3 separate regions of the Homo sapiens genome follow, and regions 2 and 3 are each linked to region 1. A link is a loop called in an ENCODE intact Hi-C map of the cell type or tissue named here. Cell type or tissue: heart left ventricle. All regions are shown on one strand. Region 1 overlaps LARGE1 (LARGE xylosyl- and glucuronyltransferase 1). Region 2 overlaps LARGE1 (LARGE xylosyl- and glucuronyltransferase 1). Region 3 overlaps LARGE1 (LARGE xylosyl- and glucuronyltransferase 1).

The links. Hi-C counts contacts between places; a loop is a spot of excess contacts. Peaks named below come from ENCODE experiments on the same cell type or tissue, not always from the same donor. Only the 100,000 strongest peaks of a DNase experiment are listed, where the experiment ranks them.
Region 2: a loop joins it to region 1, with 2.6 times the contacts of the local background. A loop is called at or near these places in 4 of 110 quality-filtered maps.
Region 3: it touches region 1 in a loop (6-fold over the local background); 3 of 110 quality-filtered maps call a loop at or near these places.

Annotation. Positions count from the first base shown.
Region 1 is chr22:33,516,954-33,520,953 of GRCh38, forward strand. The region is part of intron 6 of LARGE1 (LARGE xylosyl- and glucuronyltransferase 1); the gene reads right to left. Among named protein-coding and RNA genes, the nearest start is that of MIR4764, 82 kb to the left of the region's middle. In heart left ventricle, CTCF peaks have their summits at 2,479 (motif pointing right) and 2,680; no DNase peak of the experiment used is centred here.
Region 2 is chr22:33,648,671-33,652,670 of GRCh38, forward strand. It overlaps LARGE1 (LARGE xylosyl- and glucuronyltransferase 1), which reads right to left. Exons shown (of 15, transcript NM_133642.5): 3 at 1,697-1,998. Among named protein-coding and RNA genes, the nearest start is that of SNORA50B, 54 kb to the right of the region's middle. In heart left ventricle, no CTCF peak of the experiment used is centred here; a DNase peak (open chromatin) is centred at 1,771; H3K27ac peaks cover 396 bases.
Region 3 is chr22:33,755,073-33,759,072 of GRCh38, forward strand. The region is part of intron 2 of LARGE1 (LARGE xylosyl- and glucuronyltransferase 1); the gene reads right to left. Among named protein-coding and RNA genes, the nearest start is that of LARGE-AS1, 32 kb to the left of the region's middle. In heart left ventricle, no CTCF peak of the experiment used is centred here; no DNase peak of the experiment used is centred here; H3K27ac peaks cover 1,354 bases.

The DNA of each region.
Region 1 (4,000 bases):
ATTTTCTTTTTATATGTTGACTATAGCCTTAAAAGGCAAACACGCACTCTTATATTGCTACCAACTCTTTGTTATCTACATTAAAAAAGGGACGAGGAGTGTGAATAATTCAGAAGAGCTGATGAAAATCCTCAGCTCTGGGAAGCAGCATGTGGCATTTTTTTCCCTACAAATTCCCCTTAACTGTGAATACGTATTAACTGATGATTCCAGAGCTATACACCTGAGCCACTAGAAAGCTAACTCTGGATTACTAAGAGAAGCTACGATAGGATGAAAAATTGGAAAGTGGCTACAAACTTATATCCCTCAACCCCTCCACACCCCTCTCTGTCCCATCATCACCCAACAAGTACTAAAGACGCACTCTAACCTCTAGGAAAGTTGTCCAATAAAAAGGGCTGAACTCGGTGGAGTAGAGCTACAAAAACATACATATAATGCACAAAGAATTCTTTTTTTGAGACAGTCTCGCTCTGTTGCCCAGGCTGGAGTGCAGTGGTGCAATCTTGGCTCACTGGGTTCAAGCGCGATTCTCCTGCCTCAGCCTCCCGAATAGCTGGGAATACAGGCACCTGCCACCAATATTAGCAAATATTAGCACCCGCCCGGCTAATTTTGTATTTTTAGTAGAGATGGGGTTTCACCATATGGGCCAGGATGGTCTCGAACTCCTGACTTGTGATCCGCCTGCCTCAGCCTCCCACAGTGCTGGGATTACAGGCGTGAGCCACTGTGCCGGGCCGCCCAGAGAATTTTGTATACAACTTCTGAGAGAGTCTGAGAATCCCTGGAATCTACCCACAGACCCGGAGTAAGAAGCTCTTAGGAAGGAGAATGCATGGCCTCAGTCCTGCACTATGTCTGTATCCCACAGATACAATATACCTTAAAGAAGAAGGGGGAGACCTGGGTCAACAAGAGCAGCTTCATCTGGAAAAATCAGGCTACAAAGTCAGACAGCAGTGAGCAGGACTGGCCTGAAGATTATAAGGAGAACTGGGTGATGCCCCAAATTCACTCTCCTTGCTGTCGTTAGATCACTCCAACTCCTACAGATTTTTCTGGGATCTGAGGCACCCTCTCTTCTCAAGGCAATGGGAACCAGGATTTGACTTGAGGAAATCATACAGCTGAGAAGATCTGGCAACTTCATACCTTAAGCCAAGAAGCTAGAATAATGGTTAATGTGCATGAAGTCCTTTATGCTGAGCGCTGCTCTAAATACGTGGCATAGAGGAACTCATCTGTGTGTCACACAAATCCCAGGAATTACATATTGTGATCATCATCCCTATGTGAGAAAATTGAATCCCAAACAGGTTAAATCAACAGCCCAAGGTCACACGCCAGCAAATGGCAGACACAGGATTTGTTTTTGTTTTGAGACACTCTCACTCTGTCGCCTAGGCTGGAGTGCAGTGACACCATCTCAGCTCACTGCAACCTCCGCCTCCCAGGTTCAGGCAATTCTCATGCCTCAGCCTCCTGAATAAAGGCACATGCCACCATGCCTGGCTAATTTTTGTATTTTTAGCAGAGATGGAGTTTCACCATGTTGGCCAGGCTGATCTCGAACTCCTGACCTCAGGTGTTGCGCTGGCCTCGGCCTCCCAAAAGGTTGGGATCACAGGCACGACCCACCGCGCCCGGCCTCAGGCACAGGATTTGAACCCAGGCTGACTGGCTCTGGAGTCTGGGCCCTTCTCCCCTAGTGTTGATCATGATAGTGTCCAATATTCTTGTTCTCCAATGAGGCCCTCCCAGGTCACCAGGCCAAGGAGAATTCACTAGGACAGGAGTGGAAGTGTAACTGCACCCCCTGAGGGGACTGGAGTGGGGCAGAGAAAGGGGTGTGGTACTGACCGTGGGGGTTTAAGTGTTAATTCTGATCACATCCTGACATACATCAAAAGAGACGGTCATGTGTACATATATCCAGGGACCCGCACATCCAGGGACCAACATCCTAGATGTTTCTGCCCCTGGATGTGTACACATATGACTGTACAACTAGCTGACCAGATGGAAGTCAGCTAGTTGGAACTTACCTAAAACAAGACAGCTAGTTGGAATTTGTTTTAGGCAAAAGAAAAGAAAAGAAACACTTTCACAGGCAGCTTGATTCCACAGAGCACTCTGGCTTTCTGCAGATTAAAAAAAAATCTCATGGATATGCTCAAGCTGAAGAATGAAGATCCAAGTCAAGACAGAGGAATCCTGACTCACTGCAATGATCTCTGGCAATTCTGCAGGTCCCTGAGCTGCGTGCGTGCGCGCGCGTGTGTGTGTGTGTGTGTGTGTGGTCACATATGCCTCAGAGAGGAGCATGCCTCAAAGGAGACCCAGGGGGGCTCCCTGGGGTTGGAGGGAGGAACAGCCAAGGCATAATTTCTGCCCCAGAGACAATGAGTTTAAAAGCTCCACTCTGCCACGGGGATATCTAAATTATACTTACAGAAACCTCAACTCTTTATTCATTTGCACCAGAAGGGGGCACTGTTACCTCTAAAACGCATCTCAGGCCACAGGTCCCCATAAAATAAAGTACCAGCCCCTGCACTGGCTCCCGAAGACACCCAGGTTCCCTCTCAGGCTCCAGACACTCCCCACCCACACTGGGAGTTTATTCCCAAATTGAAAAAACAAAAACACGTAAATGATGATTCTCTCCCAGCTTTCTTTGAAATCACTATTTTTACATCCTTGACTGCTCTTCTTAAAAGCAAGTCTGTCATTTAACCAAAAGAGGAAACATAGTATTTTAGAAGTGAAAAACAAGGAAAAAAAAGAGAAAGAAAACAATTCATTCTTTGAGAGGCTGATCTACATGGCCACATCACCAGCCCACATTCTGTTTATGACGCTGGGTAAAAAGAGAACATTTCCAAGTCGTGTTCTTAAGCACAGGGGAATTTGTCTCTTCTTGATATTTAGTTTAAGTAGCATTTTCTTTTCCTTAGGATTAAGAAGTTTGTACTCCCTGGCTTCCTCTTGCTGAGAGGCTAAGAGACTGTTCGTCTATCTGTTTCAGTGGTTTTTCTCTTTTTTTTTTTTTTTTTTTTTTTGGAGTCAGGGTCTCACTCTGTCACCCAGGCTGGAGTGCGGTGGTGTGATCAGAGCTCACTGCAGCCTGGATCTCCTGAGCTCAAGCAATCCTCCCTCTTCAGCCTCCCAAGCAGCTGGGGCTACAGGCCTGTGCTGCCACGCCTGGCTAATTTTCTACTTTTTGTATCGCTCAGCCTCCTGAAATGGGGACTACAGACGTGTGCCACCATGCCTGGCTAATTTTTTATTTTCTGTACTGATGGGGGGTCTCACTATGTTGCCCAGGCTGGTTTTGAAACCCTGGGCTAAATCAATCCTTGCACCTCAGCCTCCCAAAGCGCTAGGATTACAGGCAAGAGCCACTGTGTCTGGCCTCAGTGCTTCTTAAACCATCCTGTACCTGAGATTCATGGGGGTGGCTGTTCTCCAAATCCCACAATCCCGCAGGGAGACAGCAAGCTTCTGCTCTCTGACAAGCACGGGAGGGGACTCTGAACTCTCTGCAGAACACAGCAGTGCTGAGCTGGGCCATCTCTAACTCACTTCCCCACCAACACCTGCCCCCACTGCCCACCTGGGCATTGAGCTGAGCCACATCAGCTTGCAGCTGCTTTCTGTTCACATCTGAATCCTAATCCCAGTCTGCTCTGCCTGACTCCCGGAAGTGTTCTGCGTCTTTCTGTCCTGGTTTTAGTAATGCTCTATGAGACATGATCTGACAGAAATTCATGGGATTCCGTGCAAAACACGAGCTGCTGTTTTGGGACTTCTGTGTGGGCCTCTCTTCCTTCAATGTAAAAAGAAAGCGTGGAGTGGCTCCGTGAACTGATTCCCAAAAGCTCACTTCCTTAAGGCATAACAAGCTTCCAGCTGTATTTTCATTGCACTGATCAGCACCTGAAATCAATGTATCTATTAGTAATAAAAATAAGTAGTAATTTGATTGTGTTGT
Region 2 (4,000 bases), 130 kb after region 1:
GAGATATTAAGTAACAGAAGCCACTGACAGTGGTTGTCAAAGACTAAAGGGCACTGGGCCTGGCATACAGTCAGGGCTGAATAAATGTGCAGCATTTATCACGTCCTGACATTTGTATTTATTTATTTGTTTATCATCTCTCCCTCTACCTCTGATGACAGATGTAAGAACCAGAGGGAAAGGGGTTCTGTCTTTTTTGCTGTTGTTCACTGCTGTTTCCCAACACATAAAACAGAATGAGATACAAAACACGAGTGCAATATGTTTGCTGAACGAATGGATAAATAAATGAATGATGATGATGGAGTAGAACCACCTCCTCGCCCAGGTTCTCTGGGCTTGGCTGAAGGACCAACTTGTGACATCCCGAATCCTGCTATAATGGATGTTTGTTTCACATCGTTCCTACTCATATGACACATTCCTCGTTGGACATCCTCTGTCGGATGCTCTCTACCTCTCCACCAATCCACTTTTCAACCAGGCTTGAGAAACCTGAGAAATGCTCCTATCCTCAGGGGCTCTCCTTGTCCTCCTCCCTCACCACTGAACTTCCAAAGAACTTAGTCTACATCACTGAGGAAGCCATTTGTTAGTGACACTGGATAGTCTCATTGGATAGTATCACCAATATTACTAATAATCCCATTCACTAGAATAGAATACTACAGTTTGCAAAGCATTCTCTTTAGGGAGTTTGAAGTCTAACCACTCTTTATTCCAGAAAATGGAATAAAGAAACAGCAGGTCCTATCTATGTTTAACTAAGAATAGTAAAAACTAACCATAATTTTGAAAATGTACTATGTACTAGGCGCTAGTCAAGCCTTTATATGGCCATTCTGTTTAATTCTCACAAATACTCCATGAAGCAGGTATTATTTCCTAAAGTTTACTGATGAGACACCTGGAGTTCACAGAAGTTATGCAACTGGATCAAGGGTACTCTCTGCATAAATCACTAAAGCTGGGATATGAATTCAGTCTCGCCCATCTCTCAAAAGGCCTTCCTATGAATAGGCATGCCCTAATTCATCTCCACCATGAGAACTGGAAACAATGGGGAATGAGTGTATGTGTGTTCACTGCACATAGAAGCGTGGATGCAGGTATTTGAGGAAATAGAGGACAATAAATATCCCACATTTCCAAAGAGCTGCTAAGAAAGAAAGCATACCCTAAAAGGGGAGAAGTGATATTAGGCTATAAAAGTTCAAATTACTTCTTTAGATAAGGAACAAGTCTGTGGTTCTGAATTGGAGAGGCTGTTTATACAGTGAAGTGATAATGAGGTCTAAGAAAACTGCCCAACTGGGCCACAACTCCAGGTGTACCATTCACACTATAGTCTAAGAAGCAGGGGCCTACAGGATGACAGCTAGGTGTAGAAACCCTGCGCATGTCAAAATGAACCACATAGAAACAAGCGGTAGGTTCCATCAGTGAGCTCCTCTTAATATCTGTAGATTACGCCTTCTTATCCCCATTTTCAGATGGGAAAACAGAAGCTCAGAGAGGCTAAATGACTTGTCAGACCATTGAGCAAAGTTAGCGAGCAAGCCAGACTTACACACCCGGGCTAGAATCAAGAATGCCAGCTCTTGGCATCTGGCTGTGTTTCCAGGAGGCATTTGCAAGGGGTGAGGGCAATCGGGACTTTGGACAACTTCCTCCCCAGGCTCCAGATGCCCTTTACCTCGCATTTCTCCACGACCGGCTGCTGCCCACACTCGGAGCTGTTGCCTGCCACGATGCCAGCCCGAAGGTTCTCGCTGTCTCCAGTGCCCTCCTCCATGGAGTAGGTCTTGGAGTGGTTGCCTCGGCGATGGGATGGGGCTCGGCCCTGGGCCAGGCTGAGCTGCCTGCGGAGGGCGCGGTTCTCCTCCTCCACCTCGCGCATGCGCACCTCCAGGCTCTCGCGCTCCCGCTGGCTGGAGGCCGTGTACCTGGGGCTGTGTGCCTGGGACTCCAGCGGTGACAGAGACACGGGCTTTCCATCTGGGGAGCGAAACACCAGGGAAGCTTTAATCTGGATGAACCATGCCTCAAGCCCCTCCAAGTTCCCCAGACATCCCTTACTACATGGCGAGGCTCCTTGCACAATCCCATGTTTAAGGAAAACAGATGGAAAGTGAGTTACAAATAAACGCATCCAGATTGAACTGGGAACAAAGTTGAGAACAGAACAACTTATTATGGTGATAAAAGCTAATATGCCTTTTAGAGAAGGCAATCATAATAAAATTGTTTCTAATTAAATGCACTGTCTTCCTCTCCCTACTTGGCATGTTTCTAAGTAGGCTTCTTAACAATAAAGAATTATGAATACAAAGTGGGCGGATTGGGGAGAAAGACAAGGGAGGGGAGAAGGAGTACCAGGAAGTGGAGGGGAGCAAGAGGAAGAGAACGAGTAATAAGGAAAAAATAATAGGCCAGGCGCAGTGGCTCACGCCTGTGATCCCAGCACTTTGGGAGGCCAAGACGGGCGGATCACGAGGTCAGGAGATTGAGATTATCCTGGCTAACCGGTGAAACCCGGTCTCTACTAAAAATACAAAAAAAAAAAAAAAAATTAGCCGGGCTTGGTGGCACACACCTGTAGTCCCAGCTACTTGGGAGGCTGAGGCAGGATAATGGCAAGAACCCGGGAGGCGGAGCTTGCAGTGAGCCGAGATCGCACCACTGCACTCCAGCCTGGGCCAGAGTGAGACTCCGTCTCAAAAAAAAAAAAAAAAAAAAAGAAAAAAGATAATAATAATGACTAAGTTTATTGAGCTCTTCCTATGCAAACTCCTATACATCTTTCAAAATCCTGTTTTAAAAGCATCACCTCTCAGGGGAAACCTTCTTCCATTTGCAGGCAAGATATCCTTCCACATATTCCGAAATAATTTGTATGTAGCGCTATGAAAACATGTATCTGCCATACTGTATTTGGTAAACAGCTTTACTAAATGTTGCCTATGAAGACTGGGAGTTCAATGTAGGCAAAGGCGGGTCTTACCTGTCTTTGTGGTTAACATGTCACAAGGTCTGAGAAATGCTGGAAGACTGGATGCATGGCTCCATGCCAAGAATAAAATATTAAAAGCAACAAGGAAAAAAGAAGTAGAAGCATGACCCATCTCATGGTTTTCCCAGAAAAACAGTTAACCATTAAAGTGAGTGCCAGCAACACTCCATGTAACAATCATACAACCCTGCAATAAAAACTGAGGCACGGCCGCGTGTGGTGGCTCATGCCTGTAATCCCAGCATTTTGGGAGGCCAAGGCGGGCAAATCACGAGGTCAGGAGATCGAGACCATCCTGGCCAAGCTAGTGAAACCCCGTCTCTACTAAAATACAAAAAGTTAGCCAGGCATGGTGGCACGCACCTGTATACAGTCCCAGCTACTCGTGAGGTTGAGGCAGGGGAATTGCTTGAACCCTGGAGGCAGGGGTTGCAGTAAGCCGAGATTGCACCACTGCATTCCAGCCTGGCGACAGAGCAAGACTCTGTCTCAAAACAAAAAACAAAAACAAAAACAACACAAAAAACTGAGGCACAGAGACGATAAGCAGGTCTCTCAATGTGATGCCACCACAATGGTGATGTCAGAATTCGCACCCAGGTCTCTCTGATATCTGGGCCTGTACACTCTCCACTTCAATAAACTTTCATTATAGGCTATTCAGAGAGCTAACATTAAAAAAAAACAAACACTTATTAGTATAAAAACCCCATCTCCCAAGGATACTTATATCACCTTGTATAAAGTAGGCGCTCAAGGCATGCTTACTGTTCAGGAGCCCCAGTGGCACAAGGCATACCCAAAGCTATCACTTATTTCTGTTTCCACTCTGCAGAAATCCTGGGCTCCAGCTACATTTACAGCCACCTCAGGGGTTACCAAGCAAAAAAAGCATATCTCTAGAAAATCGTCCTCTCTCAGCTGCCTGTCAAAAAAACATTCCTCTTTTTCCATACTTCAAGTTTTTCCTTCCTGCCCAGACCCCTG
Region 3 (4,000 bases), 240 kb after region 1:
TTTCACTCTCACTGCCAGTCTTCAAAATAGCCCAGTATCGGAACCGTATTTTTTTCTGTTGAAATTTACTGTGACAACACTCAAAAACATTCATTTCAGAGGGGGTTCATGTTGATAAAAATGGAAGCAACAGGGAACTCAGGCTTTAGGAATGACAAAACAGGGGTGCAGGCTGATATCAGTTCAGAAGTGAAGATCCTCTGCCTTTTCATGACACTGGTTTTAAGTGTTCAGGACTTCACATCCTCTGAAGACATTTGCTTTTAAATAACACCCACATTGTCCCGGACTGCCTCCCTGACAATGGGAAACCTTTGCACCGAGCTGGTTATGAATTATCAGAGGGCAGCATGTGTGAAGAGTTTTCTGAACGGCTGAAAAGCACCCTTTTTCCACATGCTGATAAGTCTCTAATAGCCGAACACATCTCCTTGATGGACAGAAAAGAAGAACCACATCCCACAATAAAACCCACTGGGCTCTGAGAAAAGGTGATTCTGATAGAAAATAACAGGTATGCTCTAAATTCAAATGGGGCTATAGTTGAGCAGATTCACTCCAGTCCCGGAATTAACATCACGACCAAATGAAAGGAGCCACGTCCTCAGGTCTCAAAAATCACAGATGCTCACAGCACCAAGAGCCCTTCCCTACCAGCGGTTCCTGTGTCCCTCAATACCACAGTCCTACCCAGGGAACATTCACTAAGGACACATTAGGAGCGAGTGCTCAGTTAGACACTGGGAGTGTAACGACGAATAAAACACTTCCTTCTCTCAAGAAACTCATAGGTAAGTGGTTAGAAAGACATCAAACAAGCAAAATATCTCTTGATGACTGCTGGTCATAGATGTTTCCACATGGGATCTGGCATTAGGGGAAAATGACATTGAATATGGGCATTGAAGGTGTTGGCTGGGAGGGAGGGTTACAGAAAAAAGAACTGAATAGTGGGCAGTAAGACCGCAAGAGTGAAAATTAAGAATCAGAGAAATAGTTTCCTCAGGTAGTTCAACAGGGTATTATACCCTGAAGACAGACAGTATAGGTTGGGGAAAAAACAATTGTGGAAGACCCCAGAGTCATGGTAAGGAGTCCACAGTGGATCCAGGAGGCAATGATGAGACCTGTCAGTACTCAAAGTCGGAGGAGGGCACATGTGTTCGTTCACTCATTCATTGAACAAACATTTGGGGACCAAATCTTCTCCCGGCACTACAGTAGGTGCTAGAGGTGGAAGGGCGAGCTAAAGAGACCCGCTTTCTCCATTCCCAAAGCTTGTAAATCTGCTGTGAAAACAAAAGATTATAAAAACAAGAAAAATAAAGAGCCCTGAGTATTAAGGGTACATACAAGGAGTTAGGTAAATAGGGAGCCAAGGAAGCCTGCTAGTTAAGGGTCAGGAGCAATTAATTGTGTTTCAGCTGAGACCCAAGGATCTAGGCAGCCAGACAAAGAAGAGGAAGGAAGTAAGAGCAATAGAGGGTGTCAGGGAGAAGAAAGAACAGGTGGGAAGAGCAGAGCCCACAGAGGGCGATGTACACCAGGACTTAAAAGAATCTGGCGTGGCTGGGTAGAGGATGCCAGATAATGCGAGGCAGTATGGTGGGGATTAGGGGATGGGCCAGAGGGGCTGACAAGGAGCAGAGCGGTGCTCTGATTCAGCCCTGAGGAGTCTGAAGAACGAAGCAGACCTGCAAGAAAGTGGGCTGTTGTGCTTAGTCCTGATCACAAAGGAGGAGTGGCAGAGCCAGGGCGACAGCAGTGGTGAAAGATGGGAAACAACTGACGCAGCTACAAGGCCGAGCTTAGACTCAACAGGAGGTGGCAACCGAGACACGGAGTGAATGAAGGGAGACAAGGATTACTCCCAAGTTTAGGGCCTGAACGGCGTAGAGCTGGGAATGCTGACTGAGATGTTAGAGAAAGAAAGGTGGACTGGGAAAGAAATAAAGCAAGGAGTTGGGTTTAAGAACTAAGGGGTTAACGCACTAACAAAAACACCACCTGATGAGCGTCCTTCACCAGAGGTCACTGGGCCTTCAAAAGGTGTCTCAAGGAATGGGAATCTCATCTCTTTCCCAGATGGTGAACTCCATGCCTGACAACTGAGTCGCTGAAACAGGTGTTCTTTCTTACAGGGAGACAATGCCTGCCTCCCCATAACATTTATGCATTGATCCTGCTTCCATGCTCAGGAGCAAATCACAGTAAGCCTAAGCCGACTCCCTCTTAGTGTCATAATTCCCCTTAATCGGGGAAGATTCTGGTCATTTTCAGTTCACTTACATCAGACGTTAGAATCAGAAGCTTGTAGGTAGAATGTCGGCACCCTGCTAAGTGCACTCGACAACTTCATTTCACGTCGGAAGAAACGAAGGCCTACCATGAAGAGCAAGTGTGCCCCAGATCATCCAGCTCCTCTGGCTGAGGTGATTTGAGATCCTGAGACAGCTGACCCCCTCCAGGGCTCTCTCAATATATCATGCTGCGGCGTGTAATCCAACTCCAAAACCCTATGCTGAGAGCAGCCACATCTCAGAGGGAGTTCTTGGCTCTGCTCTCAGGAGGTCCATTGATATTAAACAGAGTCAAAAAATAAATAAACCCACATAAAGTATGAATAGTATTTCCATGAATACAGGCAGCAACTCTGCCCCTTATTTATGGCTTCACCTGCCACGAAACCAAAAACTCAAGGGTGTCAATAAATGGATTGTAACGTTGTTGTGATGTTTAATTACAAAGAAAATAACGTCTCTGCGGGCCCTTTGGGAAATGCACTGTTGTCTGTAGCAACCAGCAGGGAGCTTCATGGAGGCATTGCCTTTGTGTTCTGATAAATACTCAGACTTTCCCAGAGCCTCAGGATCTCTGGGTCAGGCAGGGTCAGATGGGTCACCTTGCGTAACTGCCTGTCTCGCTCAGCTCCCTCCCACGATACTGGACTTGTGTTTCTGCATCTTTCATGCCAGGTATTTCACCACCTCCTGGGCAGCTCATTCCAGCTCTGGTCAGCATGATCCTCATTATGAGGAGCTTGACATCTGGCTCCTTGCCACGTCCCTCCATAGGTTTGGGGCCACCAGAGCAATCCCAATCTTTCTTTCAGGGGACAGCCCTTTGTCTGTTTGCTGAAGCTGAGCATGTACACCCTGAGCCTCTGCTTCTCCAAGGTAAACATCCTCAATTCTTCCCACCATTTCTTACATAACCAGATTTGAACGGGCACTGTCACTCACCTGGATTTTCCTAAGCATGCTGCCTCATCTAGATTGTCCTTACAGCATAGAGTCCACAAATACAAATGCGGCAGCCCGAATGCACACTAACTGACACTCAGTAACAGAAATCTGTTGCCTCTGTCATCCTAGCTAAAATACTGTGTTAACATGCCCACATCACCCAGCCCCTACTAAATGCAGCTCGTGATTTGGTCCCAAGTGTGGGGTTCATTCTAAAGGATCATGTTGATAGATACAGCACCTACACCCAGTCTGTCATGTTGCCTCAAAGTATTTTCATGATCTTTCCAGTTTCCCATAATCTATCTGCCAGTCTGGTGAAATTGCTCAAAGTTAGTGATCACATTCACTCCACCGGCCACGATGGTTCTAAGCTGCCTTCAAATTGACCATCAACACATCTAACCATAAACACAGACAGTTATGAATTCTCCATAATCCAGATCAACTTCTAATCTCTTCCTTTTGGGAAACCATGCCATTTGCCTTTGGTGGCCATCCCAGTCACCCAATCTCACCCAGCGTGTTTTAAGCAACTCTCCATCATCCTGTGACCAGAAATAGGCACAGGGCTTAAAGTTAACAAAAAAGTACCAGCCTCCCTCACTCCCCTCCCATAACCGCAGTGACTGGTTTCAGGAGGAGTTACCACAGGCAATTCAATCAGAGGCAATATTAGTGAATTAGCAAAAGGAAAAAATCCTCTTTCTACTGGGGTTGGTGAGGACAGGATGCAAGCCTGAAACTTCCTCTAT